Regions from separate parts of the Homo sapiens genome. Here regions 1 and 3 are each linked to region 2. The links are chromatin loops, found by intact Hi-C in ENCODE. Cell type or tissue: CD4-positive, alpha-beta T cell. All regions are shown on one strand. Links, peaks and the distances in the headings refer to the core of each region. The heading gives the core; the rest is flanking DNA.

Evidence for each region. Peaks named below come from ENCODE experiments on the same cell type or tissue, not always from the same donor. Only the 100,000 strongest peaks of a DNase experiment are listed, where the experiment ranks them.
Region 1: it touches region 2 in a loop (10-fold over the local background); 23 of 110 quality-filtered maps call a loop at or near these places.
Region 3: it touches region 2 in a loop (2.8-fold over the local background); 52 of 110 quality-filtered maps call a loop at or near these places.

The regions. Positions count from the first base shown.
Region 1 is chr3:128,222,458-128,232,353 of GRCh38, forward strand. All of the region lies in intron 1 of EEFSEC (eukaryotic elongation factor, selenocysteine-tRNA specific), which reads left to right. Among named protein-coding and RNA genes, the nearest start is that of EEFSEC, 74 kb to the left of the region's middle. RefSeq lists enhancers at 4,285-4,785, 4,596-4,655. In CD4-positive, alpha-beta T cell, for the core only: a CTCF peak has its summit at 4,515 (motif pointing right); a DNase peak (open chromatin) is centred at 4,554.
Region 2 is chr3:128,316,957-128,326,852 of GRCh38, forward strand. All of the region lies in intron 4 of EEFSEC (eukaryotic elongation factor, selenocysteine-tRNA specific), which reads left to right. Among named protein-coding and RNA genes, the nearest start is that of DNAJB8-AS1, 140 kb to the right of the region's middle. RefSeq lists a silencer at 7,910-8,204. In CD4-positive, alpha-beta T cell, for the core only: CTCF peaks have their summits at 5,273 (motif pointing left) and 5,474; a DNase peak (open chromatin) is centred at 5,265; H3K27ac peaks cover 2,311 bases.
Region 3 is chr3:128,165,955-128,175,850 of GRCh38, forward strand. The region is part of intron 1 of EEFSEC (eukaryotic elongation factor, selenocysteine-tRNA specific); the gene reads left to right. Among named protein-coding and RNA genes, the nearest start is that of EEFSEC, 17 kb to the left of the region's middle. RefSeq lists a silencer at 2,052-2,346. In CD4-positive, alpha-beta T cell, for the core only: a CTCF peak has its summit at 5,217 (motif pointing right); a DNase peak (open chromatin) is centred at 5,117.

The sequences.
Region 1 (9,896 bases), core at 1,338-9,337, 94 kb before region 2:
TTTTCCTAGTAGGGATTCTACTGGGTATAAAATTTTAGATCCTTATTTAAGCAAAGTTTTGAACCATGAGCCTTCTTCTATACCATAATTAAATTTTCTCTGAAAACATGTTTAATGGCTCTGTATTATTTTATTGTCTTGCTCTACCATACTTTATCTGTCTACTCTTGATGAATGTATGCACTGTGTACAATATTACGCACTTTAACCACAACATGTTGAACATTTGTTTGCATTTCAGATTATTCTTTAGAGCAGATTACCAAAAATGAGATGGCTTGATTTATGGGTGGGGCCTTATATTCTGTAAAGGAAGGAAGGGACAGGAATATATGAACATTTTTTAGCTGTATTATATATCATAAAGAATTTGTCTGGTCTTTGTCCCAGGTTCCTGGAGCTTCTAAAACCCTTGGAATTTCCAGAGTGATAACTGTGTCTCTGTTACTCATGGTGGGCCCTTGGGGCACAGCTGAGTTTATGCTAAGGAGATGACTCAAGATGGGGACTGGTCATGCCTGAAAGACCAACCATGTCATTAGAGGGTTAGGCCTATGGGCCATATGATATCAGGCTGACCTCCTGACCTCTGGGGAGCTGGAAATTTAGTTTAGTCTCATGGCTAGTAATTCAATCAGTCATACCTATGTAATGAAACCCCAGTAAAAACTCTGGACACTGAGGTTCAGGGAGCTTCCTGATTGGTAAACACATTGATATGCCCAGAGGGTGATTTTCCCTGACTGCACAGGGAGAGGGCACCAAAGCTCTGAATCTAGGGCCCTCCCAGGCTTCACCCCATGTGTCTCTTCATTTGGCTGGTCCTGATTCTTACCCTTATAATAAAACTGTAATCCTAAGAATAGTGCTTTCATGAATTCTGTGAGTTGTTCTAGTTAATTATCTAACCTGAGGAGGTCATGGGAACCCCCTGGATTTGCAGCCAGCTGGTCAGAAGTGTGGGTGGCCTAGGGACCCCTGAACTGGTAGCTGGTAGCTGAAGTGAAAGCAGTCTTGCTGGGGACTGTACCCTTAAGCTATGGAGTCTGACCATTGACTTTAGGTGGTTTGTGTCACTATTGAATTATGGTATACAACTTGTGATACATATTTCCAATTGTGTTATAAAGTTTATGTACAAAATTACAAAAGAGTGTACCTTTAAGTAACGTTGACACCACTGGGCTTCAGTATCCTTATGTATGAAATGGGAAATTTAGTGACAACAACACAGAAATGTTGTATGATTGTCTTCGTAAAGTGCCTTGGACCAGCACCTGGTGCATAAAAAGCAGTCATAGGATGTCCATGAGCATGTGCCCATGTGCGTGCATGTTGTGTGAGCACTGCAGGAAAACCAGAAAACAAGCGAAGAAAACAGGAAAAGAAGAAATCATTTGAAATGACATCAAAGATATAAAAACGGGATATTTTGTATTTTGAAAACCTCATTGTTTAAATAGGTTGGCTTATCCCTTTTACATTTATTATTATATATTTGGTCTTTTGTCATCATGTTCCATTTAAAAAAAAAACATTTTCTATTCTTTCCTGCTCTTTTTGTTATTTTCTATGTGATCTTCTGTTTCTCATTCTCTTTTCATTTGTGCAGGTCTACAGTTTTTTTGTTTTTACCTTAGAGCTAAAAATGGTTCTACAAAGGGTTACTTTTAAATCTTCAATGAACCTGCTTAAGCCTGGATTTCCCAAGCTATCACCTTGAGAAATGAAGCACCACTCTGTGACACCTCTCCTCCTGTTTTTGGTAGTTCTGCTTCAGGATTTTTTTTAGTTGGCGTTAGTGAAATAATTTTCATAGAATGTATTTCTTCTTTCAAGAATGATAGTAAATGCAATTGGTGTATAAGAGGCCCATCATTTTAATGGAAGAATAAACGTCACAGTTCTCCAGACTTAATTCTGTATTCAAATGGTTCCTGTGGTCACCCTTGGGTCTTTTCATGCATGCATCCTTATCCCCAGGTTCTCACTTAACATTTATCATGTTCCTATTAGATCTGCCTTCAAGGAGGTTTTATGTGAAAAGTGAAAGGTTTCAAACATACTCAGGACAAAGAGAACAAACATTCATGTACCCATCAGGCAGACTGAACAGTTACTAAGATTTCACCGTGCTTGTTTCATCTCTCTCTCCCCTGCTTTTCTTGCTGAAGTATTTTTAAACAAATTTATGAGATCTTGAGTCATTTTACCCCTGAATACTTATGTATATATCTTTAAAAAATATAGACATTTTCTTGCGTAAATCAATGTCATTAGCACAGCTAATAATAACTATTCTTTGGTATCCAGTACCCTATCTATATTTAGAATTTTCTTGAAAAATGTTCTTCAAATATGGTTCCCTACCTCCTCCCTCCACAAAAGGATATAAGAACATATACATCCCCAAGTCCTTCATGTCGATGAGGAGCCCGAGGCTCAGAGAGGTAGATTGGCTTCCTCAGGTCAGACCCTAGTATTGGGATTTGAATCCACACCCCTCTTAGTGAGCTTTATATTTTATGTACTACACCTGGCTGCCCAGGCATGGTTACCCCGAGTAGGGCGAAGCATGTAACCTCAACCTCAAGTTTCGCCCAAGATGTAGGGGCTGAAGCAGACAGGAAGATGAGCACTGCTCCAGGAAGCCTCCCACCAGTGCAGAAGAGCTCTTTTCTGGAAGACAGGGCTGGATGCCACAGTGAGGCAAGTCCAGCCCCAGCCCTAGGTCAGTGTCTTTTTTTGGTTTTGTGTCTATTCTTAAGGAGGTGTAAAGAGCTCTTTTCTGGAAGACAGGGCTGGATGCCACAGTGAGGCAAGTCCAGCCCCAGCCCTGGGTCAGTGTCTTTTTTTGGTTTTGTGTCTATTCTTAAGGAGGTGCTTCTGGTACACAGGCAGTGCCAAGGCCCCCTACAATGAAGCTACATGGCTACAGGGAGTTCTGAAGGTTATAGAAGACTATACAGCCTTTGGGATCTTAGCTCTGCCATGCACTCGCTGTGTGTTTTGAGCCTGTGACTTGACCTCTCTGACTGAGTTTCCACCTTTGGAAGATGGAATTAGAGTGCTTACTTTGCAGGGTTGTTGTGAAGATAATGTGAATGCAGATGTAAGCATCCCCAGCACCGTGCCTGGCACATAGTAGCTGTTTATAAATGCAAATATAATGTTGTCTTTATCTGCCAGGGAGGAGGACAGAGCACCAGCCACCTCTCCATCTCTACTGCACTGTCCCCTGGCCCCAAGACCTCTTCTGCATCCCCTTCCTCTCTCCTCTGGTCTGGATGGTTAGGCACCCAGGCTTTATGGGGCAGGGCATTGGAGCTGAGAGGACACCAGCTCTGAGCACCTGCAGGTTTTGGAGAGAAGGAAAGGACACTGCCAAGCACTTGCTCAGTGTCCTGTCACTCCTCAGGTGGTCTGGTTTCATGCTGCTTTACAGACCAAAGTGCTGGGCACAGAGGCAGATGTGTCTTATTGTCTTCTCAGAGTGTTACCAATTATTTCTAGTTTCAGTTGAAGAGACTCAGTTCATTGATGCAAGAGATTGACTCTCAGGATATGCCGGAGAACAGAGCCCCAATAAGAATCGGGGCAGGAGCTCAGGGGCTGTGGAAACACTCGTTGCCAGCAAGTGTGCTGAGAACACAAAGGAAATGCTTGTGATCCTTTTAGAGTGACTGGGAGTAAACATTTATTTCACCTTGAAGGAAATGAATGTTTCAGGAAGAGGCCCAGGAGCTTGACGAAGCTAGACAGCCCATGCCGTAAGCCACATAAAGGAGGACATCAGAACCAATTGGGTTAGAGAGGGCCTAATAAATTGTGTCCCTCACAAGGACCCAGCATTTTCTGTTCCTTGGGTGGGCCACATGTGCTCTTGAGAAGATTGGGAACAGCTGTACTGAGTTGTTGCCATTGAGTCATATCTGGTCCAGGGGCCAGCGGTTGGTGCCTCTGGTCATTCCGTCCTTTTCTAACAAAGCTCGAGGTGATCTGGCCATCTCCCCAAAGATCCTGGGGAAGTGCATGCTCAGCATCCTCCGTGCAGCACTGGCAGCTGGGGCTTCCGTAGCCCCCTGCTGTGTCCTGTGCCCTGAATGGCCCCTTCCCTTAGCTTTCCGGCCTGCTCCCTCCCTCCAGTTGCTAAATTCCCCTCTTCTATGCTTGCTTAGCAGAAACTTCTCATTTAACTTTTACATACTTCACTGTGTTGATGTTGTCTGTATGTGTGTGTGTGTTTCCCCCAGAAGACTCTGAAGCTTCTCGAGGGCAGGGACTGGGTTGGATTAATTTCTGAAGTTCAGAACCCAGCCTAGGGACAGCCATACAGAATGTAACAGAAGCAAACTTTTATTTCTGTGCCCAGATATGGTGGTGCACAGAGGGTTGTGTGGTGCACAGAGGGTAGCTGGTTTTGCAGGTACAGTATCAGGCATCTTGAGAAATTAATAGTGGGGAAGGAGAGCCCACTAAGGTGGGAATGCTTGCCTGGGACACCAGCCTGGCCTGCCTGTCGCCTCCACCAGGGGGCCCCCCTGCCCCGGCCCCTCTCGGGCCATTGCATCCTGTCCCTCTGGTTGCTTGCTTGGGGCTTGCAGGACATGGTGGACTCTGCAGGCTGCTTCACAGTGCAGTGTGTTCCTGCTGCTCCTTCTGAAATGTGACCTACCATGCCTTCTTCAGTCCCTCTGTCTCCATCCAGAAAAATGTCTAATTGTATCTTGAATTCATTTACATTGCTTGCTTCAATGGCCTCACTTGGCAGCTGAGCCCATATGCTAATTCCACCCTTTTCATGAAGGAATTCTGCTGATTTTACTTACTTTTTGTGACAGATTCCTCCCCCTACCCCCCCACTCCGTTCTTTTTTTGGTCTCCTGCTCTCCCAGTAAACAATTTCTTAGGTCCACTCTCGCAGGCTCTGTGACCCAGTGCCCTCAGGACACTTCATGGGGTGAAGCTCCTGATGGGTTTGAGTCAGGGCCCTGAGCACTGGCCCAAGCCCTTCCAGCACCTTCAGCTTAGGGTTAGTCAAGAATGTCCTGCCTTGGTTTCTTTGCTTCAGAGGAGGGGCTCTCTGTGGCTTGGGGACCCATTTCTACAAGGGTCTAAGACAACTGTTGTTTTTTGGAACCCATAGTGTAAGAGTTGGTGAGAGCGGCATTAACTCAGGGGCCTTGTGAGGACAGACCCTGCTTCCATGATAGGGGAGGAGGAGTCTGGGTCCGGGGGTGAATTGAGCCCGAGCTCAGTCCCAGTGCTTGCCTTTGCTGCCAGTGGGGCCTTGGATGAGAGTTCCTTGACCTCTCTGAGTCTTACTCTCTTAATCTGTAAAGCGGATATCTGAGGGCCCATCCTCCCCTCATTCAGATTACTGGGGTCTTCTCCAAGTGGATGCAGTCCTTGCAGCCCCTGAGTCCTCTCTCTATTGGCCCTGGGCCACTGGATCTTCACAGCATTTGATTTTCTCTTGGCACAGCCGCTTCAGTTGTTCAACTTTTCTCCCCTTTTTTCTGTTTCTAAACAAGCATACATAACCTTTTTAAGTGTTACTAGGATGCCACCACTGAGGACTAGAGAAGAGTTGATTAATTGTTGCTGGAGGGGGTGTTCTAAGTAATTGAACAGGCCCGGTCATCTCTGACCTCTCAGTGCTTTTCATTCACTTCATACATATTTGTTGAGCACCTATTCTCTGCTGCCATGTGCAAGGGATTCTGTGGGATAAGGTGGCCCAGGTCCCTGTCCCAGTGGGTGAAGCTGCAGAGGAGCTTGGGAGTCACAAACAGCACTATCCTAGGGCAACAGGGATTGTGGGGCTCTGAGGAGGGGCTGTCACCTCCAGATGAGAGGGAGCCTGGAAAATACCTGGGAGGTGACATCTAGCCAAAATTTGAAGGCTGGGTTGCCAGAGAAAGGACAAGGTGGGAAGAATGCTCCAGGCACATGTGCATGGGCCACGGTCCTGGGGTGATAGAGAGCATGGCTGAGTGAGGAGCTGAAGCATGGAGTATGAGGAGATGGGGGTGGTGGGTGTGAGGCTGTCAGGTGGTGCAGGTAGGGGCCCAACCACACTGGCCTTCTTGTTCCTTGCCCAGGGAGGAGGGTCAGGGTTGGGGAGTCGGTCTCTGACCTTGACCTCCTGTGACCCTCACTCTCTTCTCCACAGAGGGCAACATAGCACTACTAGATACCAGGTCCGCGGCCTGAGTGGGGTCTGATCCTGTCCTTGCACTTACCTGACAATTTGGCCTTGGGCAAGCAGGCAATGCAAACTCTCTGTGCCTTGATGTGATCATCTGCAAAATGGGGGTGTTGGTAATAGTACCTGTATCCTAGGACTGAGTTCAATGAGCTGATGTATGCAATGCACTTAGAACGGAGCCTAGTTATAGTGAACACTACATTAAATGTCACCTATAAAAACAGTGCTCATTTCTTGTGGAAAGGGCTTGGTAAGAATAACTTCTGTCCCAGAGGAAATTCCAGCCTGGTGTCTCTGAGGTTTTCCTGCTTCATGATCCAGGGAAATAATTGTCTTAGGTTATTCCTGGGCTTTCTACCTCCTGGGGCTATATTGAGACTCAGTATGAAAACCTATGTTTGAAATTCTAGGGAAAATCCCCACTAGAGAGAAAATAATGTCAGAGACTGTTTGGAGCTTTCACATGCATTAACTCCTTCAGTCCTCCTAACAGTCTATGAAGTAGGCCCTGTTTTTACACAGCATATGTATACTGTGGCTATGATACTAGGTGTGGGGCCTCGGTCCAGAGTGTTGGGGAGCGAGTGTTTGGCAGCCTCTGCACGGCCTTTTCATCAGCTTTGGAAGAAGCCAAGGCTAGAGAGCGAAGTGCTCTCCCCACGTGGCCCCACTGGAGGGGCAAGGGCTGAGTGAGATTCGTCTGCTCTCATTTGGACCCCAGAGAGCCCATTGTCCTTTCCTCCAGGATGACCCTCCTGGCATCCACCTTCCCCACCCCCACCATGGGCAAAACATGTCTCATGGGAGAAAGAAGGAGTGGGCTGTCAAATCTGCCCTACCCCAGGCATAGCGGACTGATTCCTGAGTGCTTTTCTGACTCCAATAGTTACAGGCCTAAAAGGCTAGATGTTTATTCTGTTTCTTCGAACTTTCCTTTCTAGCGAAAACTCCAGAGTTCTCACACTAGGGAGCTACAGGCCAGTCTTGGCCCATGGACATGTTTTGTTTGGGCCATGCTGTTTAAACATTTTTTTCAATTGGTTGTCAACATTTAAACATTGGCGAATTTCATATAATATTCCAGATTTTTGGCATCTCTTAAAAAATCAGAGGATCTGGCAACTTGAGGCCTACATTCCTGTCTGGCCATGGTGTACTGGAGCTGAGGAGAAACGGTCCCCTCCAAATGGGGTGCGGGAGTTTCTGTTCCCTTTGGTCTCACACCTTGACTTATGCCTAGCCCATGTTGCTCATGTGAGGTGCCCACCAGCCCTGGAGGGTTTCCTTTCCTTTCCTTTTCCTTTCCTTTTCCTTTCATTCTCTTTCTTTTATTTTTTCTTTCTTTATCTCTCTTTTTCTTTTCTTTTCTTTTTTCTTTTCCTTTCTTTCCTTTCCTTTTCTTTCTCGCCCGCTTTCTGTCATTCTTTCGTTTTTTCATTCATTCATTCTTTCTCTCCCTCCCTCCCTCCCTTCCTTCCTTTTCTTTATTTTCTTTCGAGACAAGATCGTGCTCTGTGGCCCAGGCTGGAATACAGTGGCACGATCATAGCTCACTGCAACCTTGAACTCCTGGGCTGAAGCCATCCTCTCCTTCAACCTTCAGAGTAGCCAGGACTACAGGCATGTGCCACTGCACCTGGCTAATTTTTGTTTTTTAAATTTGTTTATAAAGTTGGAGGTCTCACTATGTTGCCCAGACTGGTCTCAAACTCTTGGCCTCAAGCCATCCTCCCTCCTCAGCCTCCCAAATTGCTGAGATTACAGGTGTGAGCCACTGTACTTGGCCACTGGAGGCTTTTATATTTGGGACAACTGCTCTCCACTTTCTTTACTTTAGGACAGGCCTTTGTGAATGATAGCATTTGTTAGGGAGAATGGGAACTCAGGCTCAAGAGCACTCATAATGATCACTTTCATGATGAAGCACCTGCTGTCTTCCAGACCCAAGTGAGGTTGGTTAGCAAGTATCCATGAGCCTCACACTGCTCTGTTTATAGTATATGATCCCCATTTTACAGGTAGGAGAGACTGAGGCTCAAATAGGTAAGGGCCTTTAGACAGGTCTCGCTTAGCATGCAGATTGGGAAAGTTGAAGTAGAATCCAGAATGTTCCCTCAAAGTCTGTCTGTCTCCCCACACACCTTGCCCTCACTCTCAAGGTGGCCCATGCATCAGTAGGCATGCCCTGAAATCTAGAGATGGAGGACTCCAGGAAGTTTCCTTCACAGTTTCCCTTGGAGATCACTGGGTGCTCTCCAAGAGAAATCCTCTTTGGTGACCTTCAGGTAGGTGGCCGGTGGAACTAATTTATGTTGCCTCAGATCAGGCAGAGCCAGCATTGGCTCCTGGCTCCACCACATTCTAGCTATAGGACTGCACTGTCCCCCTACTCCTCTCCTCCCCTCCATCCCCTCTCTCCTGTCTTCCCTCGCCTCCTCCCCCTCACTCATTTTAGTGAGCCCTCATTGTGGACTGGGCTCTGTGTCTAACTTTCCAAGCCTCAGATTTCTCATACCTGGATGGGTTGTTGCTTGGCACTGTGGCCAGCCCAATCGAGACCTTGATAATTGGTAGCCATTGTTATGAATGATGAGGCTTTCCACTCATTTTCACAATGGAAATCACATTGACAGGACCCCAGAGTTACAGAATTTTTGTGAAAAATATTGACTTTAAAAAATAGCCTTTTCCCTAAGGCACCTTGTGGGAAGAGCTGAGATGACACTGAATTGCACAGATCTTTGTAACTCTGGCTCTCCCGTCTCATGGATCAGGTACCTTCTTTGTTCTAAGCAGTCTGCTAGGCACATCACATACCTTTCTAAAAGGTTAGTAATGGTTTCATCTCCATATGATAGATGAAGAAACAGGCCTGGAAAGCCCAGGCATTTTGTGAAAGATCATACTGCTGGTATGTGGAGCAGGGGCTCCAACTCAGGCTGGCCCTCCCCAGGGATTGTGCCCTGAGCCCTTTCCTGTGGGGCCTGATTCCCAACCCTGCCCCAGGATCCAAGGTGGACTCAGTGTCCATGTCATGTAACAAAAGAGTCAGGGGTTCTCGGTGCCCTGTTAGGGCCTGTTGTTCCTGGTTGGTTGGCAAGTCTGAGTGTTTATTCAGCACTGCTGGGAAGGCTCCCTGGCTTAATTCTGAGATTCCAAGCCATCCTGTCGTATCTCCCCCGACTCCCCCAGCTGAGAGAACTGGGAGAGACACGAGGACACACAGGGCAGGGGCTCTTCCCTGGGTGAGGTTTGTGTTTGGATTTCAGGCGTCGCTGATGGTGAAGTGTGCTTAGGGTTTTCTTTGTAATTCACATTCCTGTGTCTACCTCTTACTGTTTTGTCCAAAAATTCTTGTATCCATATTTGGTGATTTGTCTCTCTGTTCCCACCCCCACCCCCAAGCCCCTCAAGGTGTCTGCCAAAATCCTGTATAACTCGTATCATCTCCCAAGCTGTTATAGTATATGAGGGCAAAGGATAATTTAGTTATTTTTGAATAAAGATTCGGAGGAAAAGTAAAAAAGTTGGGCAGGGGGTGGGGGGAAGTTTTCATACTCACTGCATGAAATAGACAATATTTCCTGAAACAGGAGATACGAACCTCAAAGAATTTAAAATAAAACATTCATTTTATTATTTTTTTAAAGAAGGAAAACGAGGGGAAAAAAGTAGAATAGTCAGT
Region 2 (9,896 bases), core at 568-8,567:
AACAACATACAGGAATAATTAGTTCAGCCACGATGCCTCAGAACAAAAGCCCTTGATTTAGTTTAACTTTATAAGTTGCTCTCTTTTGATGTGCAAGAGCACATCTGGGGTCTTAAAGAAAGCAGAAAGAAAAATAGAAGACGTTCTGGCAGGCTGGGGGTTAGAGTTTTCCAAGCAGAGCCAGTAACCCTTTGGTACCAGGCCTCAATAGGGCAGCAAGGGCCCCGCAGAAGCAGTGCGTGCTGCTGGCTGGGGGACGACAGCCAGCATTCCCAGGAGGTCTGTGGCTGTCTGCTGCCAGGCCAGGAGAACCCGTGGGTTTTCTTCCTTCATACACACGGTGTGCTCACATGCAGTGCGTCCCCAGACTTGTAAGCCTGGCCTGTTCTCCGCCCCGCTGCTGGAGCTCAGACGCTCACTCTGGCCTTTCCTACCCTCAGCGTGTGCTTGGTGCTGCTGCATGCCAGGCACACTGTGAGAACTGTGGACATGCTCAGGGATCAGCACAAGGGCCCCTCTGGGGCTGGCGTCCTCTTCCTGTCATTACAGTTTGCTCCGATTTGCTCTGTGCCCAGAGTCTTTTTCCCCATCAGTCCTCTTTCCACCCGGGCTACCACTGGAGTCGTTCTGACCTTTGTACTTCATCACTCCTCACCCCTGTGTGGCATCTCACGGTATTCATCTGCCGGCAGAGGAGAGTTCCAGCTCCTTGGCCTGACCCTCGGGCTTTGCACTGCCTGGCTCCTGCCTCAGCTGCAGCCATTTGTGCTCACGTACCATTCTCTCGCCGGCTGCTGACCAGTTGGGCCCTCTGCAGGCCTCAGGGCCTTTGCCCCCTTCAGCCTTCTGCTCCAGCTGCTCCGTCCATCCACAGGCCTGGCACAGATGTCCCCTCCTCTCTGAGGTTTCCTCCCAGTTCCCTGCCAGGTGGTAACCATGGTTCCTTTCTCAGGGCTCCCCCACCCTCCTTGCCACACTGGGGCAGCCCTTGCCATGTGGGCCATGGGAACTGGTTGTTAGGTGACTGTGCACTCCAGGCAGAGGCAGGATGGAGTTGTGCCTGGTCCCCTGTTTCTCTAGACATGGCATAGTACAGGGCATACAACAGGCTCTGTGGACAGGAGCCCATCTGGCACAGTGGGGAGAGCCAGGCCGTCAGCCTGCCCTGGCCCAGCACTTGCTGGTGGTGAGACTGCATGAAGCTTGCATGGCGCCCTCCCGTGATGGACTGCTGTGAGGCAAGGGGGGTTAGAAAGGGTTCAGCCAATGCCCGGAACATAGTTGTTGCTCGACTAGTGGCAAGTGCTGTCCTTTGCAAAGTTTTGCTGGGACAACTTTCTCATAGACTGTGTTCCAGCTGGTTTTTTAACTGAGGTGGACTGAGTGACTGTTTTCCATCTCTGGCTTTTGGTTTCCAGAGAGCCAGGTTGTGCAGTGGGGACAGATGTCCTGGTCTGCCAGCTGCCAGCAGGCAGCAGCCATTAGCTCCCTGTCCCACCCGTTCCTGCTCCAGCACATGATGCTCTTCTCCCTGCACCCTTCACCCAGGACAGCAGAAGGTACAGGACCCTTGGTTCTCTCTCCTAATTAATGGCAGAGACCCAGTTAGAAATGGCGGGCCCCTCCCTAACCTCTCCACAGCCATTTGTAAGTCCAGCGAGACTGCGGACTGCTGTCCCTGGTGGCCCTGGTTGCAAGCAGCTCCCTTTGTAACAAAGTCAGTGTCACCTATTTGCCAGCATGGCTGCCCATGGCAAGCCATTCTGGTCTTGCCTGGAGTGTCACAGACAGTATCCCACTCCTCTTCCTGAGTGGCCGTGTACTAACAGGTAACAGATGGCAGATGTGTAGACGAGCAGCGGTTGATGCCTGGCTTCGCCACCGAGGGAGCACTTGGGCCAGGCACCTGCGTGTACAGCAGCTCCTTATCCTCACATCACCTGCAGGAGTAAGGCGGTTTTTACCCCATTGTACCATGAAGACTCAGAGGCCCAGAGAGGAGAAATGACTTGCCGGTGTTCAAGTCCTGGACAGGGTCTGAATCTAGGTTCAGACAGGGTGCAACACATGAAGTTTCTGCCCTTTTGGCTCCTCGGGAATTCTTCTCAACCATCAGAAAGAGAAAGCCTGGGGATTTTCACACCTGTCCCACCTGGAACATGTTTCATGTTAAGTGCCATTCCTTTCCCCACTGTGTTTTTCTGAGGTCCTGACCCCCCTCCAACCCCTTGTCCCATTTTCTGTGGCTCCTGACCCTCAAGGCAGAAGTAGCAGGCCAGCGGGCGGGAGCCAGCTTACCCTGCCTGCTGCCTCACCAGGGGACAGCAGGCTTCAGAGGCTCTCCTGTAATCTCTCTATCCACACAGCCCTCATTTTAATTTGCAAAATTGAAGCCAGATCGAGAGCAGTAAAGCCAGAGGATGGTAAATATTCATGCCTCAGTGAGCGAGGGTGGCTCCATTACCGTTCTGAGATTGAGAGAATTACCTGGGGGATTATGTATATTCATGGGCCGATTTTTATTTGCGATATAACATGACTCACGTTGGCCTGTGTGTTACAGGTTCTACCCTCAACAGACTTTGCACAAAGCGTATGCCCTTAAGCTTCTGAAAGTCATCTCAAGTGGATTGCCCATCGCCTTCTGCCTCCTAGGAGACAGGTCAGAATAATAAGCACACCAGTGACCAACCAGGGGTTTCCATGCACTCCTCTCTCTGCCTTACAAGCTGTGGGCACTATTCTTACGTCCAGGTCACAGAGGAGGAGACGATCTGAATGCCACACCATGTTCTGTTTATGTGGCTGTCCCTGCACTGTGCTGCCATCCTCTCGACTGCAGGGATGGTGTCTCATTCTGTCCTGTGTGCCCAGAACATAATAGGTGCTCAGGAAATGGCTGCCAAGGGAGTAGCCCCTCTTGCAGGCCTGCTCTGCAGACACGCTCAGTTCTGCCGCTGGCCCCTGGCGTGTGTACAGCACCTGCTGCTGGCAGCACAGGTTTGGCCCTGCTGATTGGCTGGGTGTCTGGCTTCAATAGGGGCAGGTCAGTGTTCCTGTTCATAGGACACTGTTTACAGTGTCCTGCCTCGGTGCACAGCAGGAGTCAGCGCACTGCAGCCTGCCACCTGTTTTGATAAATAAAGCACTGCAATGGCAGAGTCAAGTAGTTGCAACAGAGGTTGTGTGGCCTCCAAAGCCTAAACTGCTTACTGTCACCTTCTCCAGGAGAGCTTGTTGCCCCCTGGCTTGTAGGCTTCAAGGGCACTGGGGCAGAGCGCCACTCCTCTGAGTCTTTTCTTGATGCCAGTGCAGCACACAGCTTATCTCTTTTACTTTCATTGTCACCATAATCCAAATGAAGTTGGGATGCTCATCTCCATTTTATTGATGATAAAATAGTAGCAGTAGTAGTTTTAATCGCTAATTTATATTGAACAACTTCTAATTTTTAAAGATACCATGCTAATCATTTCACGTGGATTATCTCAATGTAACCTCACAAATGCCCAATTAGTTAGGTACATTTTCCATTTAAGGGAACTTAGAGAGGTGACATCCCTGGCCTGGGGTCACGTAGCTAATATGAAGGATTTGAACCCAAGAAGTCTGACTTGAAAACCTGCCTTCCTAACCACTGTGTTATGAGGAGAAAAGGTTGCTTGCCATCAATTGCTCATTTACTGAACTGTTGTTAGCACTGGCAGCGTACCAGGCCCCCTTCTGGGTGTGGCAGATGCAAAGATGAATTAGAGTGACCATTCTCTCGAGGAGGTCCCTGTAGGACAAACAAGCAAGGCGGTAGCCACTCCACCAGTGTATAAGTGTTAGAACTGGCTTGGCCCTATGAGGAAGATAGGAGGTTTGCAGACTCCTGGACGGGAGCTTCCTGGGCTCATGCCCCACTCCGTCACTGCTGGACTAGTGGCCTCTGGCTAGTCACCCAAACTCTGGGCCCCAGTTTGGTCACCTGTACAATGCAGGACATAACGGGACCTACCTCTTAGGCTTGCTGTGAGGATTGAGTAGGTTAATCCATGTGAGCTTATAGAACACTGCCCAGTGCTGATGACCTGAGTGGAGGTGGCGACAAAGGCAGGGATGGCACAAATATGTGTGGGAGGCCCTGGGGGTGCCAGGCAGCCTTGGAAGGCTGCTGAGAGGCAGTGGAGCTTCAGAGAGACTGGGAGAGGCAGGGTCAGGCAGGCCAAGGTGGGAGACAGGTGGGAAGCTCTGGGGGAGAGTGCTGTGCTCCCGGGATGGGCTGGGGCAAGGAGCTGAGCCAGGGCCCTGTCAGAGCTGGCTTGGAACTGGCTTTCTGCTTGTGTGTTTTCAGATTTATAATTGCTCTCATGTGCCAGGCTTACATTTTCTGAGAGGGAAGAAGAGCTGCCCCAGCTGCTGCCAAGTTCTGCCTCCATGAGCTGGCCCTCAGGGGGCAGCCACAGTGGGTGGAGAGGGGGAAGGACCCAGGCAAGGATTTTATGACCTGTCCCTCTCCCTTCCTGTTCAGGCCTCTGTCCCAGGCTTCACTCCCCCAGGACAGTCTCTGGGCAGACCACATGGGGTGCATCCTGCTAGCTAGGACACTGTCCTGACAGGCTGGAGGGGCCCCTGCTGCCTGCCCAGGCCACGGCACTCCTAGCCTTTCACTATGGGCGCCCGCCTGTCCCTGCACTGGCTTTCCCCTGCCTACTGTGCCCCTCATCCACCTTCCACCCAGGAAGGGCCTTCCCAGGAGCATGTATTCCATTCAGTAAGATAAGGTGCCAGCACTGGGCTGCCTGCTGGGTCTGCACTGGTGGCCCATCCTTGCCCCGATGGAATGTCCAGTGCCATGTGGAAGACAGACTTTAAACAACAGTGGGCCCTGTCACCACAAGTGGTGAGGCTGACCTGAGGAGCAGCCTCTGTGAGAAGACAGCAGGGGTTTAGAGGAGACTGGGGAGCCTCCCGAGGCAGTGAGCTGGGAGCTGAAGATGTCCAGATTGGCAGTGAGGGGAGAAGCAGTGAGTGAGGGCCAGCGTGGGGGAGCAGCAGTGCTCGTTCACACAGCAGCACCGCTCCTCTCTGTCCCCTCACTGAGTTTCCATCCTGGTACTCTAGGGCTACTTTGCCTTTCCCCAGGCTGGTACCCCTCTATAGCAGGAGCAGTTTCCCCATGAATTGAGAATCCCCAGTGCCCAGCTTGGGGCACATGTGTCAAGGAAGGAGCTTGCATTTGTCTCTCCTGGGGCTGTTGCCATGACGGCCCGTCCAGGTTCAAATCCCAGCTCTGCCACCTGCTGGCTGGGTGATGGCAGGCAAGTGACTGAAGCCAGCATGCCTGCGCCTACTTGCCCTGCAGCTTGTGGAGGGACCGTGTCCCTACCTGGGAGCCCCTCAGTGTGGTGCCCACATGGGGCAAGTGCTCAGTCAATGTTAGTTGCTGTCATTACTGCTGCCGACATCATCATCACGGTCATCACAATTGTCACCAACTCCCTCCAGGGAAAGTGTTGCTCCCAAAGGAAGCAAGGCTGACAGCCTGGTGGGGTTTCGAGGCTTTACTCTTGGGCCTTGAGAACCTAAAGACACTAAAGGCCACTCATCAGCTTCCTGTGGCATCCGTGGCCTGAATGGGCCCACCTTAGCCCAAAGTCCCATCCGTTAATGCATTGCCAGAACATGTGAGATTGTGAGCCGTTCAGACATGAGAGTAGCGGCTGAGCTGATGGGGCAGAGACTCAGAGTGGCCCTTAATGGTTGGTCACCTTCCCTGGGCCCTTTAAGGCTTTGGATCCAGAGCAGGAGGTGCCACAGGGGCAGTGAGAGCTGTGGGAGAGCTGGGGTCTGCAGCCCGAAGCACAGGGGTGGTTTGGACCTTGCTGCCACCCCGTCCCCACCTTTGCCCCTGCTGGTCCTCTGGTCTTTCTTTGCTTGACTGACATCCAGCTGTCACTTTGTTAGGAAGTACCCTCTGACTCTGCAGATTGGTGGGGGCTGCTTTTCTACCCCACCCCGGGGCAGAGTATTTCCTGGCATTTTCCCATTCAGAGTATTTGCTTAACATGTTTAAAGTATTTCCATTAACCTTAGCTACAACTGATAAAGTTTTAAGATATTTAATATTGACACCCCAACCTCAGGGTAATGACTTCTGAATGCATGACAGCTTTTGGGAAGAGCTGTCACATAAGTGGTGTATACTGGTTTCTGCACTTAGGGGTAGTTCACATACTTAGTTAGCTAAATCTCTCCAGATAACCAGGAAAACACTTGTCAGCCCTGAGCTTTGCTTGTACCTTTGGAGGGATCTCTTGCATATGGGAAATGGGAACTGCTGGCAGAAGCCGAGCCTCCTTTTGAGTCCATCTGGTTACCCAAGTTCTTGGAGCCGTTTTCTCCAGGCGGATTCCCTGAGGGTCAGACACAGTGGAACGAAGGGATCCTCCTTGGGCTGTGGTGGAGCCCATGCCATTCTGTCGGCTCTGGCCCGGAACTGACCTTTGTTATTTGAAGTGCTGGAAACAGCATACCTCACTTCACAGGTGCAGTGCTTCCCTGCCCTCCCAGCCCTAGTCTTTTAATTTCACTCTGTCAATCCTAACACGAATTACTCTTACCTGAGTGTTAGGTGCTGTGCTTGGCCTTGACTTCTCGCCATAGCCCCACGGGTGTTATTATCCCCTTTTTACTAACAAGGGAACTGGGGTAAAGAGCCCAAAGTTGGCCAGCCAGGAGGCAGTAGAACCAGCCAGCATGATTCGTTCCAGAGCTGGAGCACTTCCTCCCCTGAAGGAGCCAGCCCCCAGGGCAGATCATGGAGAGTAAACATGACCCTGGAAAATCACTTGGGCGGCTGCCATGTTGAATGCCAGCCCATCCTCTCAGTAGGGTCAGCCTGTGTTGGAGCAGCCTGGTGTTCCTTCAGCAGAGTGAGGATGCAGGATCAGAAGGTACAGGTGTATCTCTGAGTCTGAGCGCCTCCCCCCCTGTGGCAGGGGCTCCCTCAGCTGAGGCTTGCTGCAGAAACCAGACCGTTGAAGGGGCGGTGGGCTCCCCACTGGCCTCCATCTGCTCTGGGGAAGGAGGCACGTGTAGCCATGGACACGGACCTCTCACGGCCTGGGTCCCTCAGCTGAATTCATCCTCACCTTGCATACTCTTTGGTCTGGGGCTGGGAGTGGGGTGAATGCTATCATGTGCCCCAGGGCTGAATGCCGAAGGGCCAGCAGTTGAGTTTTCTACAGTGTCAGTTTTCCCAAGGGCAGTTAATTCCAAACCTCACTTTTATGTTAAAACAAACATGAATCTATTATGACATAGAATGCAAAGTTTCCATGAATCTTAAAGTCCAAAACTTGGTATTTCAAAGAATTTCTGTGCTTCTAGCAGTCAGCTTCAGGGATTTATTCTCCTCTGCCATGGAGTGGGGGGCTTCTCTGTGGGAAAGAGAAACACATCATGCTGTCTTTCAGGACTTCCTGGCCCTCCATGTGTTGGGGTGTCAGCACACTGTTTGCACTTGAGGATTCCAGGTCCCATGGAAAATACAGATTTCAGGTGGTTCAATGAATGCCTTACTCCATGGAGTTACTAAGCGCTTTCCCTGAGAGATCCCAGGGAGGAGAGAGAGAGATCCAGGAGGGGAAAGTTGCTCTTTTATTTTCTGATAGCCAACTTCCAACCCATTCCATCCTGCACGACAGAAGAGTGCACTTTCTACCAGCTGCTCTGCCCGCCTGTGGGGCACAGTTGTAGGCCTAGGGCTTTGCATGGTCTGGCTGTACCAGGCCCTCAATTCTTTTTGGTGGAGTTAATTCCAGGTGATTTGTTTGAGTTTAAGATTGAGACACTGAATGTTTCCTTAAAGTTTTAAATATGCTAATACTAAAGGCTAAACTTGGAAAATGAAAAAGAAGAAATAGAAAAATAGAGAGGAGAAAAACATCCTTAGCACAGGGTAACCTTCCTGTTGCTGTTGCCAGACCTCAAACTCAAGGCTGCCTCTCCGTCCCAGACAGACTGTACCTTGACCTCTATTTCATGGTTAGAAAGAAGCTTCATAACAAAGAGAGATAACGGCCAGTCCGTGCACTTGTTCTTCACACAGGCAGGGCAGGCCCCCAACATCCCTCGCTGGCCTACTCTCTGCCTGAAGGTGGGATGCATCATCCCAGAGTGGACCTGGAGCCCAGAGCTGTCACTGCTCCCCGTGCCATACAGTCTGTGCAGACCCAGCCAGGCTTTTGTTCCTGGGGAAGGGGGAAGGGGGAAGTGATCTCCCTGTTGAGCCTTGCTGAGGACATCCAAGTTGTCTTTTGTGACAGCTTCCTCACTTTGCTCCAGATTTGGACCCAAGCCTCTGTGCCTCAGGCCCAGCCATTGCTGTGGCCAAATGAGCTCCCACTTCAGTCAGGCCTTGCTGGGCTTGGGTCTGAGTTTCACCATTTACCAGCTGAGGGGCCTTGGGCAGGCTACTGACTCTCAGTTTCCTCAGGTGTCAGGTGGTGGTGAGGTTGGAGAGAGTGGTCTCAGGTGCCCTGTAGAAGGCCTGTTCTGCAGCAGGCTCTCCGGGAAGATGTTTGCACGGGGAGGAATTCCTAAGAGTCTTTGCAGCCTCAGGAGCCAGGCACAACACCGAGCTACAACCTGGTGGGATGGTCTTTCTCTTTTAGTTTAGGTATTTCTTTTTGAACCTTTTCTTCATGTATGAAAGCAATGTGTGATTACTTTAGACATTTTTGTGGAGTATAAAGAAACTGGGAAAAAAAACCTCCCCCTTAACTATAGTTAAGACTGTATTTTAAATACATTTTTATACCTTGATTATTGGTTCAGTATTACAGAGAAAACATTTTCCATGCTGATAAAAGTGCTTCATATATTTTATTATGTAACACCTTGCCTGCTGTTTTATTTAGCCATTCCTCTATTGTTAGGCAGCTAGATTGTCTCCATCTTTTGCCTATCCTAAATAAGGTGAATATTTTATCATACTAAGGTGAATATTTCCAGTGATCCACCTTTGACTTTTGGAGAGTTTCCCTGAGGTGGAATTCTTGGACAAGAAATGTAGAAATGATGAGAGCATTCCAGAAAGGCTGGACCAGTGTGATCTTGTGTGGTGCTGGGGGAGCATCTGGAGGGGGTGTTGAGGGATAGAAGCATGAGGGGTTTGTCATTGTCTCCAGACAACTGCAGTGAGGAACAGATGCTTGCCCCCAGGCACCTCAGAGTTAGGGCTGGTGCGCTCAAGTTTAGTACAAAATATATTGGTGTCTTCAGAGTGCCTGGCTCCTGGGCCCAGCCTGTGGTGCCCTCCTGCTCTCTGGCTGCTGGGCCAGGCACTGCGTGAAGCTTGGATTGCACCTCACACTTTACTGCATTGCCCTTTTTATTTTGTGGAGAACTGAGAGACTCCCACCATCTCTTTTGCCCACCCCATCTTGGCAGGTGGTACAGCTGTTTCTGTAGATGGAGGGAAAAGATAGTCTCCCATCCTGGGCCAGTTACCTCAGCAAGGAGCACCTCGATTTTCTCATGTGGGTTGGGCATTCTGGCTTCTCATCTTATGGTGGTGGCTTCCAGGTGTTGCTGGGGAAGGCGAGACTCAAGCCAGCAGTGTGACAGACCCAGCCAGGAGGCTCAGAAGTGCTTCTCTTCCTCCCAGCACCTGACCCCTCCATTTCCTCCTCTCAGCCCAGGGCTGGCCTCCCCCAGAGTCTGCCTCAGAGTAGACTGTCAGTCTGTATTGAGTAAACTGATTGGAACTGGATTCTATTACATTTAATTGACTAGAAAATCTGTCTTTTTATTCTTAAATAGTTAAGTTTTAATCACACAATCAATTCATGAATTTCCTGTAGCAAAACTGAAACCTTTCAGTTAAGGGAAAAGGAGGCCTGTTGCAT
Region 3 (9,896 bases), core at 572-8,571, 150 kb before region 2:
GTGGTCATTTCCAGGTGAGTTTCAGGATCTTTCGCCATGAACAGTAAAGGCCCTCGGGTTTGTGTTCTCAGCATTCTCTATTTTCTAAAAAGATGATCCAGGGGACATTCAGAGATGATCTTCAGAACTTACGCTCTAGAGAGGAAAGACTTTACATAAGAAGGACTCCATTTCTTCGGCACTTGCTGTCTGACCTCACAGACAAGTAGACCACAGGAAGACTGGAAGGGAGCCCTGAGGTGCTTACAGCACAGCCGTGTTTCCCATCAGCACCCAGCCCTTGCAGAGAGGGCTGACAGACACTTTGGCTGGAAAAAACAGTGTTTTAAAAAATCTCTGCAGTGGCTTGATCAGTACTTTCCAGCAGAACTTTCTGTGATGATAGGAATGTTCTACAGTGGCACGGTCCAACATGGCAGCCACGAGCCTCATGGCTGTTGGAGCACTTGCACTGTGGCTAGTGTAACTAAAGACTGAAATTTTAGTTTTATTTAATTTTAATTAATTTAAATTTATATAGGCACAGGTGGCTAGTGGCTGCTGTATTTGACAGCGCAGGGCTGGATGGACTGAGGAATGACTAGGTTCTGTGTCCCTATTGTAGAGTTGGGTTTGAGCTGTCCCCTACATGTGATTTGGTTATAAGAACTGTCATCTTCCTGAGATGTCCTGGCCTGGGGTGACTACCACAGGCCCTTAGATTCCACCCTCTCAGCTTCTTCACCTTCCTAGTGAAGGACACCTCCACTCTCCCAAGGTGCGGCCCTTGAACTGCTCCTCAGTGTGTCCTCCTCCTTCACCTGCCTCTGGATCCATCACCACGCCTTCTCCCTCCTGCTTGCTCTCTGTCTTTGCATTTCCCATCACCACAGCTGCGACCTGAAGACAGGCTTCTGCTAGTTCCTGGCCGGATGAGTACAGCATTCCCTCACATAGTCTCCTTGATTCCAACCCCCCGCAGAAGGTATAGGGATAGAAGAGAGTTTAAAAACTACTTCCCTGTGTAGAAGTCTTTGTTTGCTCTCTGCTGGCATAAAGGCTTAACTAAGTCTTAGCTGGCTGACGAGGCCCCTCCTGAGGGGTTGAGATCTCAGGACTCCAGGCCGAATGAACCACATGCAGGTCTGTGGACAGACAGACTGTGCTCTCTCATGCTGCATATTCTGGCTACGTGCACTTTTCTGGGAAGGGTCATTGTCCACCCTCCTCAGGCTAGATTAGGTCACCCTCATTTGAGGGCCTGTAACATCCTACACATTCCCCTATGATCTCATTTTCTCCCCATCTTATGCCTTTTCTGTTTACTGGATTATGTTTTCCACTGGACTTGATCTCTTTGAGGGTAGGGGCCTGTTAGCATTCAACTGTATGTCCGAGGGCCCAGGACAGGCCTTGGTACAGAGTAAATATTTGGTGCATGCATATCGGAATGAATGAATGAATGAAGAGGTCATTTCCCACTGCCTGCACCAATTACCCATGCTCTTATGGTGCTTTAAACAACTGGCCAAATAGAGTTCAACAGTGGAGGAAGCTTGCCTTGAGGTTAGACAAGTTAATCTTTCAATGGAAATTCAATCCTCATATTTCATTTTCAGGCCACTTTGCGTAGCAAAGTAGTTTAACTCATAGCAGATTTCTGCCATGCTGATGGTTAATTTCGTGGCCCACAGAGGGTCAGCACACTAATGCCGGGAACACGGCGACCTCAGTGCAGCTCACCGCACACAGTGAGGGCCCAGCGGCCCTGTTGTTTTAGAGAAGCAGTTCTCAAACATCCTTCTGATTTTGAGTTAACAGGGGTGACCCTTTCAAGAACATTTTTAAAAGCTATAACATAGATCCCTCCCAGATCGTATATTTTCCTTTCTCCATGCAGTTCAAAGGGGCTGAGTTGTCTCATAGGTTTTTGCCGGCAATCTTCAGCTTGACCCTGGTTGTTTAAATCTGCCGGAGGAAATTTGAACAAAGTTGTACTTTGGTAATTCTTCTGCCTCTGTGAACCTTTAACCTTGGGGTTTCTTTTCGAGCCAGGGCTGCATTGTCACCAGTCGTCCCTGCTGGGGCTTTCAAAGAGCATTGTCTAGGGCGTCTGTTTTCACTTTGCTACTGGAGTTCTTTTGAGGAAGGGTATTAATTCAGACCTGACTCTGAGACAGGACGAGCACTTTTAAACTTGCCCCAGAGCTTGGGGATGGGGAAATGAGCGTAATGCAAGCCTGTGGCTGATGCCAGTAATTGTTCTGCAAATAGTCTGTGAGGGTGAAGGGAGAAGAGGCCCTCCAGAGGCAGAGGAATGTGCCAGCTGTCCAGTGGGAGGCCACAGCTTTGCCCAGGGTTTGTTGACTACATGACAAAAAGAGGTCACTGTCTCTGATCACTAGTTCTGGGTCCAGAGTTCCTCCTGAATGTAAAATTCCTGGAGTGCCAGGTTGCTAAGAACCTGGGAGGCCAGAGGTGAACCTGGGGCTCCATATACCATTACCAAGTGCTTGCATGGTAAAAAAAACTTTCTGGGGAGAGAGAGGAAGGCTCCCTGAGGCAAGAGGGTAGAGATTTGCTCTGCTGCTGTCCTGGTGCTGGCCTGAGCCTTTCTGAGTGAGTATCCCTCTGTAGACCAGGTCACTCACCTCCATCAGCTAGCCAGTTTCACCCTTTAGTTCTTCTTGTGTCTTTTCACAGGAAGCCCAAGACACCCATAAATGTGAAATGTCACAGTCATAGGCCCCCTGGGGCTTCGAGGCTGTTGTCATGGGTGTGCAGTGTTTGAAACTGGACCCTAAGAGGGGAGGCCCTCTGGTACCTCCCCAGGCATCTCCTTGCTGGTTCTGTCACTTACTCTTTGCGACAGGTTGAGAGTTGTTTGAACATCTGGCTTGTTCCGTGGCTTTCTTTGATTTATTTTCCCAGGATTCTTAGTGTCCTGAAGATTTGGTTAGGCGACCTTATTCCTTAAGCTCAGATGGTATAGAAGGAAAGGTGGATCATGACATTAATTCATTCAACAAACTCCGAGCAACTACTGCTTGCCAGGGGTTGAGTTTCTAGTGGTCAACAAAGCAGAAGTGGCTTCTGCTTTCATGTAGCTTCCTGTCTAGTTGGGGAGGCAGATGGTACAGAAGTAAATAAAACATGCGGAATTATAAATTATGTAAGTGCTAAGCAGGACAAGACAGGATGCCCAGATAGGGACTAATGGATGTGGGGCATCTACTTTAGTTTGGAGGCCAGGGAAGGCCTTTCTGAAGCAATAAAGCTGAAGCTAAACTGTGGCACAAAAGCCCGTCCCTGGAATGTTGGGAGGTGTTCCAGACCAAAGGTGTAGCACACATGAGGGTCCTGAGGCTGGACATCTCCTGGGGCTAGCTACGAGTGAGAGGGTATCAGCTGGTTTTCACACAGCAGACCTGGTGTTGCAGGTATATTTGGACAGATGCATATATCTGGACTCTCTGGAAGTCCCAGTTTTGCTGAAAGATAAGCGTGGCACATCCTATCATTCTGAAATAGGACACGGTGAGACAGAAGAAGGCAGGCCAGCCTTCTGGATATGCCTGGTCTCACTATGGCTATCCTATTGGCCTTTATCCATCCTTAGTCTTATTTCTGGTACTGTAACCCCTTATTTCCATGGTAGAGGGATGGGCTGATGTGGAATCAGCGTTGGCAGGCAATCCTGGCAGAAAGTGAATTAGACATTTTTCACAACTCTGTGATTGTGTTTGGTCATTAAACATTGGCCCACTGGCTGCTTATGACTTGAATGCCACATGGAGGTTAAGGACACATTCCTGAACCACTAACTCAAGAATTAGACATCAGAGATACTAAGTATCTAACATCATAGAATTGTAAATAAAATTCCCCTGACACCTAGACCTCGTCTCACTCCTGGTCAGTGCTCCTTTCCCTGCATAGCCTCACAGAGCACAGGCCCTTCATGCTTCCCTCCATCCCCTTTCCTGCGGGGCTGCCTCTTGGGCTGAAGGCAATGCATGGCGGTGGGGCAGGCGGCATATTTTGCCTTTTCTTTTTCCTCCAGAAACAAGTTTGGCATGGGACTTGGTCAGTCTTGATCTGTGCCTGGAAGTGTGAAGGCGTGGGTGCAGATGTTGGGATAATTTTTGTACCTCAGAACCAGAACTGGACACTCACTGTAGGGAAGACCAGCTCCTCACCCCCCGCCCCGCCTCCCCCGCCTGGCCCGAGGTTCCTGTTGAGCAGGCATGGCCTAGCCTCAGACTTGCATGCATATTTTTCTGCTGTTGATTTTCTCAAATTCTTTCACAAGGGAACAGTAGTTTACATCCTTTAAAGCTTTCTTGAGGCTGGGCACGGTGGCTCACGCCTGTAATCCCAGCACTTTGGGAGGCGGAGGTGGGTGGATCACCTGAAGCAGGAGTTCGAGACCAGCCTAGCCAACATGACGAAACCCCGTCTCTACTAAAACTACAAAAATTAGCCATGCGTGTGTAATCCCAGCTACTTGAGAGGCTGAGGCATGAGACTGCACTCCAGCCTGGGTGGCAGAGTGAGACCACGTCTAAAAAAAAAAAAAGCTTTCTTGGGATACCAGTTTGGTCTTCTGGTGACAGAACCTTGCCCATAGGTTAGAGGAAATAATACTTTCAGCAACACCCCCAGCTTGGGGGATCTCAGAAAGAAGGGCATGTTGCCAACTTTTGAGGATTTGTCTGAGAAACAGCAACCTGGCATCCCCCTAACTCCCTGCTTTTTTTCCCTCTAGAATCAAATAGAATCTCTTTTCCTGGCAAAGATTTCCTAGATAAAAAGAGGTACTACTTAGTCATTTTTGTAGGTTCGTTAATAGTTTCTAAAAGTTTTTAAAAGTACATAATAAGAAAACTTGTTATGGCAACCAATAAAGTTTCTTTTCGAGGAATGAATATTTTCTAGGAAAGATAAGAGTCAGTTATGTTTGGTCTGATTTCTTCAGCTGAATCTTTCCCTCTTCCTCTTATCTTGAAATCTATCTCATAAGGCAATCTGGGGACACTTTAGCAAGCACTCTGGTAACAGATGTGTGTCCTCCTCTTCCTGACACATCTCCCAGCCCTGGAGACCCAGCTGTACAATCGCAAACTGTCCACAGGGCGGTGGGGTGGAAATCATCTCCATGCCGACTCCGAACTATTTGGTGCACAAGAGGGCAGTATTTGCTTACAGTCTTGGATCGGGATGATCAATGTGTAGTTTCACAGGTCAGCATAGTTAAAATGACCTCTGACTTTTTCAAGACAAAATAAACTGTAGGCCACAGCCATGATGGCTTCCCATAGATGCCTTTAAGTGTCTGATCCCTTCAGAAAAATTGCTGCTTGCTATCTTTTTTCCTTAAAAAGAAAAATATTGTTTCTTTCAAGGTTTATTTTTAATTTTTTTTTAATCAATGAAAATATGGTTTGCAGGCTTGTACCTACAATGGCAGAGGTTAAAAAGTGTTGCAAAAGCAAAACAACTGCTTTCTAATTAAAAACCAGATGGGAAGATTTTTGTTTGAAGCAAGGGGTCAAATGTATTTTCTCCCCCTTTCATATCAGTGTAAAGATTATCTGACTTAACTTTTAAAGCATTTGAAGATGTGGGCTTCAGTCATCAACCCTTCTATACTCAGTTTTGTTTTTCTGCAAGTTCACAGTATTAACCAAAGCAAGGACTTTCCAGGAGAAAAAAAGGAGATCTCCCTGCCTTCCAGAGGCACAATGTTCTATCTGAACCATAGGCCATGTCTGCTTTTGTATAATGATTTGCCTTTTTAAGTTCTTCCATGGTGTTTTTCTATAGAGACTTTTAAGCCAGAAAGACATAGCTGGCCCTCCAAATCTGTGGATTCAACCAATTGAAGATTGAAAATATTAAAAAAAAAAAAAATGAAAACAACAAAAATAACAATTCAACAACAAAAAAATGATATGTTTAAAAACACAATAAAGTATAGCAACTATTTACATAGCATTTTTATTTTATTAGTTACAAGTGATCTAGAGATGATTTAAATATATGGGAGGATATGCATAAGTTATATGAAAATACTCTGTCATTTTATATCAGGGCCTTAAGCATCCTCAGATTTTGGTCCTTCAGGGGTCCTCAAATCAATCCCCCACAGATAACAAAGGACAGTGGCATTGGTTTACAACTCCTGTCCCACCAGATTCCAGCCTATGCAAGAATTGGGATCTCATATCTTTCTGCTCTCTCTTCCTCAAACCTGGAACTTCTGATTTGAGGTGCCTCCATAACTTTAGCACCCAAGAGAGTTTAACTGAAAACAGCAGTGGTAGCAAGGCCCAGCACATTAAGGACATAGTGATGGTCAGGCCGAAGGAACCCATGCATAGGGGTGGCCTGGGTCTAGCGGAAATGCCACCTGGCCTCTCTGAGCCTGTCTGTGCACCTCAAATGCAGATGATTATCTCACAGGGTGGTTGCATCAAAGATGTCCATAAATAAAGCTTCAGGCACATAGTAGGGAGCAGTTATTGTTTTGTTTGTTTATTTTTTGTAGAGCCAAGCGCTTGCTGTGTTGCGCAGGTTGGTCTCAAACTCCTGGGCTCAAGTGATCCTCCTGCTTTGACTGCCCAAAGTGCTGGGATTACAGGTGTGAACCACTGTGACTGGCTGGGAGCAGTTACTGTGCCAATGATCTCTCTGACCCCTGACGAATTATAAGCATATGGAGGTGGTGGGGCACTGTTGGACATGAGGATGGAGACACAGACACTGATTCTTGATTGCAGACAAACCAGTTCTTTCTGGATTATTCATTTATTTGATTCATTGAGCATGTCCATTGCTTGGTCCCTTGGAGCATCTGCAGCAAAGTGAAATGCAATCTAGATGGGAGGTGCCATGCTGCCGCCTCGATCCTCTGATAGCAATCGAGGAGAAAAGCTGGGTTCCGAGGCTTAGCCCTGTATGAAATCAGATGTCTTCTTTTACTCTTTTGTAATCGCAACATAAATCTTCCAAAGGGAGTATGTCTATAAGATAGATGCCACATAAGCTGTGGAATGTATTAGTATGTGTGACATCCCTGTGGTCTTTTAATTGATCAGTGGCATTTAATGCAAAATTTGAATCTGACCACACAAAGTAGGGAGAACCCTGGGTGGCCTTCATGTTTGCTTCCCCGTGAAGCTCCTGTCCTGGCTTTTATTAGAAGGGTCTGGGTAGGAAAAGAAGGGTTTTGAGCTGAAGGCTTTCAAAAGAGGCCCATGCCATGTTTTTCCGGGAACATAGTTTCTAAAAAAATGCTGGAACCATCAGTTTCCAAAGGAGCCTGGTTTGTGAGGGGAATGAAAAGTTGTTCCTGCGTGTGGATTCTGGGTTGTTTTCCATCTTCACTCCCTAAGGCAGGGCTGGCAAGCGGGGAATGGGACAGATGTTTTGTGGTAGTAATTTCCAGTCAGATTCTTGAATGCCTTGTATACTCTGGGTCACCGTCAGCTCATAATGGAGCAAAATTGAGTGAGAATTCCTGCAATGAACGACGTGAATGGCGCACCGGAGAGATATGATGGTGGAGATAGAGTGCATTCTGCAAGAAAATATTTCCAGTGCTATCTGTAAAATTCAGATTGAATAACCATTCTGAAGTGCTCCCCTTTTAAAAGAGTTTCCTTCCACAAGCATTGCAGGCTGAGTAAATACCAATAATTTTTATTTCCCTTCTCCTTATCGGTTCCCCTACTGAAATGTTCCTGCACAGCCTATCTGGTCTTTTCAAGTGAACATCAAATGATTAGTGTCAGCTTCCAGTTTGAATTATGATCATATTTCAAAACACAAACTTCTTCACTTTTGCGTTTGGAGGTAATTATCAATATTTACCAATACTGGGGAAGAGTTGAAAATGGAGGAAATACTGCTGAGAGAATGGTGCCCCAAGTGAAGATAGCAGGGAGGGGTTGTGTGTGGCCTTGTGTGTACAGTGGCAGAGTGCTTCAGGGGCTTGGCCTGCCACGTGGATGGCCTGCTCTCTTCCAGCCCTATCCGCATTCTCGCACAGATAAGTGAGAGGAATGGTGGGGACCCAACTGCAAGGCGATCTCTTAGGGTTGGGCACTATGACAAGGCTAGAAAAGCTATTTCTGCCACCTGGAGGAGGAAACATTGCTCTGGCCGCTGCTCTCAGAGGCCCTCCCCTCTGTTTCCACAGATCCTGCTCTCTGACTGCCATGGCCTGGTACGAATGCCCTTTGGTGAAAAAGGCCAGTGAAACCCAGGGCTGGTTTAAGGCCTGCGCTGCAGCCTGGAAAGCAGACTAACACAAATAGACTGTGCTGCCATCACACAGAAAATACAGTTTACAATACCTACATCAGAGTTGAATCCCAGTGTACTAGGTGGCGTTCTCTTGCATTGTAGTAGGCATTTAATTGAACTTTGAGTAATTTCAGTTTTTGCAGTTTTCTTTTTGTATTTTGGAGCCAGTAAGTTTTTTTATGTTTGCAAACACTCTGTAAGCTTTGGTGCTTTGCTTATTGTGCCTAATTAATAGTTGCCTCTGGAAAACGCAGAGGAGGTTTCAGACTGCCTCAAAGAACTTCCCAGAGAGTGGAGAAGCTGCAGCACAACAGGCCTGGGCTCTGGAGTCAGGAAGATTGAAATTGGAATCTTGGCCCTTCTGCTGGCTTTTTGTATTACTGTGGACGTGTAGCTTTTCTGAGCCTTCATTTCTTCACCTGTTTAAAACAGGAGAGAAAGGGAATAATGCCTACCTTCGGGTTTGCTGTTAGAGTTAGCAGTAACTGTGATACAGTTAGCATCATTCTGGGTGCAAGGTAGACACTTGGTAAATGGAAGCAGGCCTTACTGTAGGGTTAGTGCACTGCAGGCTTGGCACCAGAATGTAGCCACTTCTGAAGTCCTTGGGGCAGTCAAAAGTCCTCTTCCCTCAGCATTGCAGACAGCAGGAAAGAGCATTGCAATTATGCAAGAGCTATGTTTCAAAGAAGGAAATGAAATTCTTGAATTTTTTTAAGGCAAAGAAGAGGGAAAAATAGATTTATTGTTTTAGTTGGCTATTCAATAGGATGCAGGATAAAGCTGGCCTCTCTCCTGTCTAATGTCATCATCGGCATTCTCTCTTTTTCTCTCCTTCTCTTCCTCCCTCTCCTCCCCCTCTGCTCTACTCCTCCTCCCTTCTCTTCCCACGCCTCCCCCCGCTCCTCCTTCCCCTCCTCTTCTTACTAGTACTGCTGCAAACCCCCCCTTTTCTCCAAGTCAACCCCAGGTCCTGAGCCTGGGATTAAATCTCATGCTCTGGAGATACTCTAATGCTAGGAATTATTTCCTCTTTTGTGGTCTTTGGTCTTTCCTTCAGGTTTCCTGTTGCTTTCTAAGGGAGGTGCCAGGTGCTGGCCCTGTGGCTAGTTTTGGCTAGTGAGGAATGCTGTAAAGCAGCTGTGACACCAGCGTGCAGCAGTCCTACTGCTGTGCAGCCTGGGCAGTGGGTGGTGACAGGGTGGCATTGGAGTGAACAAGGTGTGGGGAAGACGAGCGTAGGTGGAAAAAATGTAGACCGACCTTCTCGGTAAAACTGGCCTGGGATCCCAGGCAACATGAAGGCTGGCAGATGCTGAGGGAGTTCTCTAGGGGAGGCTGATAAAATTCGACATCACCTTACCATTTAATGAGTCCCAGATACATGGGCTATGCCAGCCCAACAGAGTGCAGGCTTTGGAAAGCCCAAATGAAAACGACATGGTCCCTGCTGTTGGGGGAACTCATAGTGCTGGGAGAAGCCTGCTGGGCCTCTTTTTCAGAAGGAGGGAGAACATGGGTTTAGTAGTGAGCCCTCTAATTAGGCCTGCAGGTAGGCCTCAGCGTGGGGCCTGGATTTGCACCCTGTCCTTCGGTTAGAGGTTTGT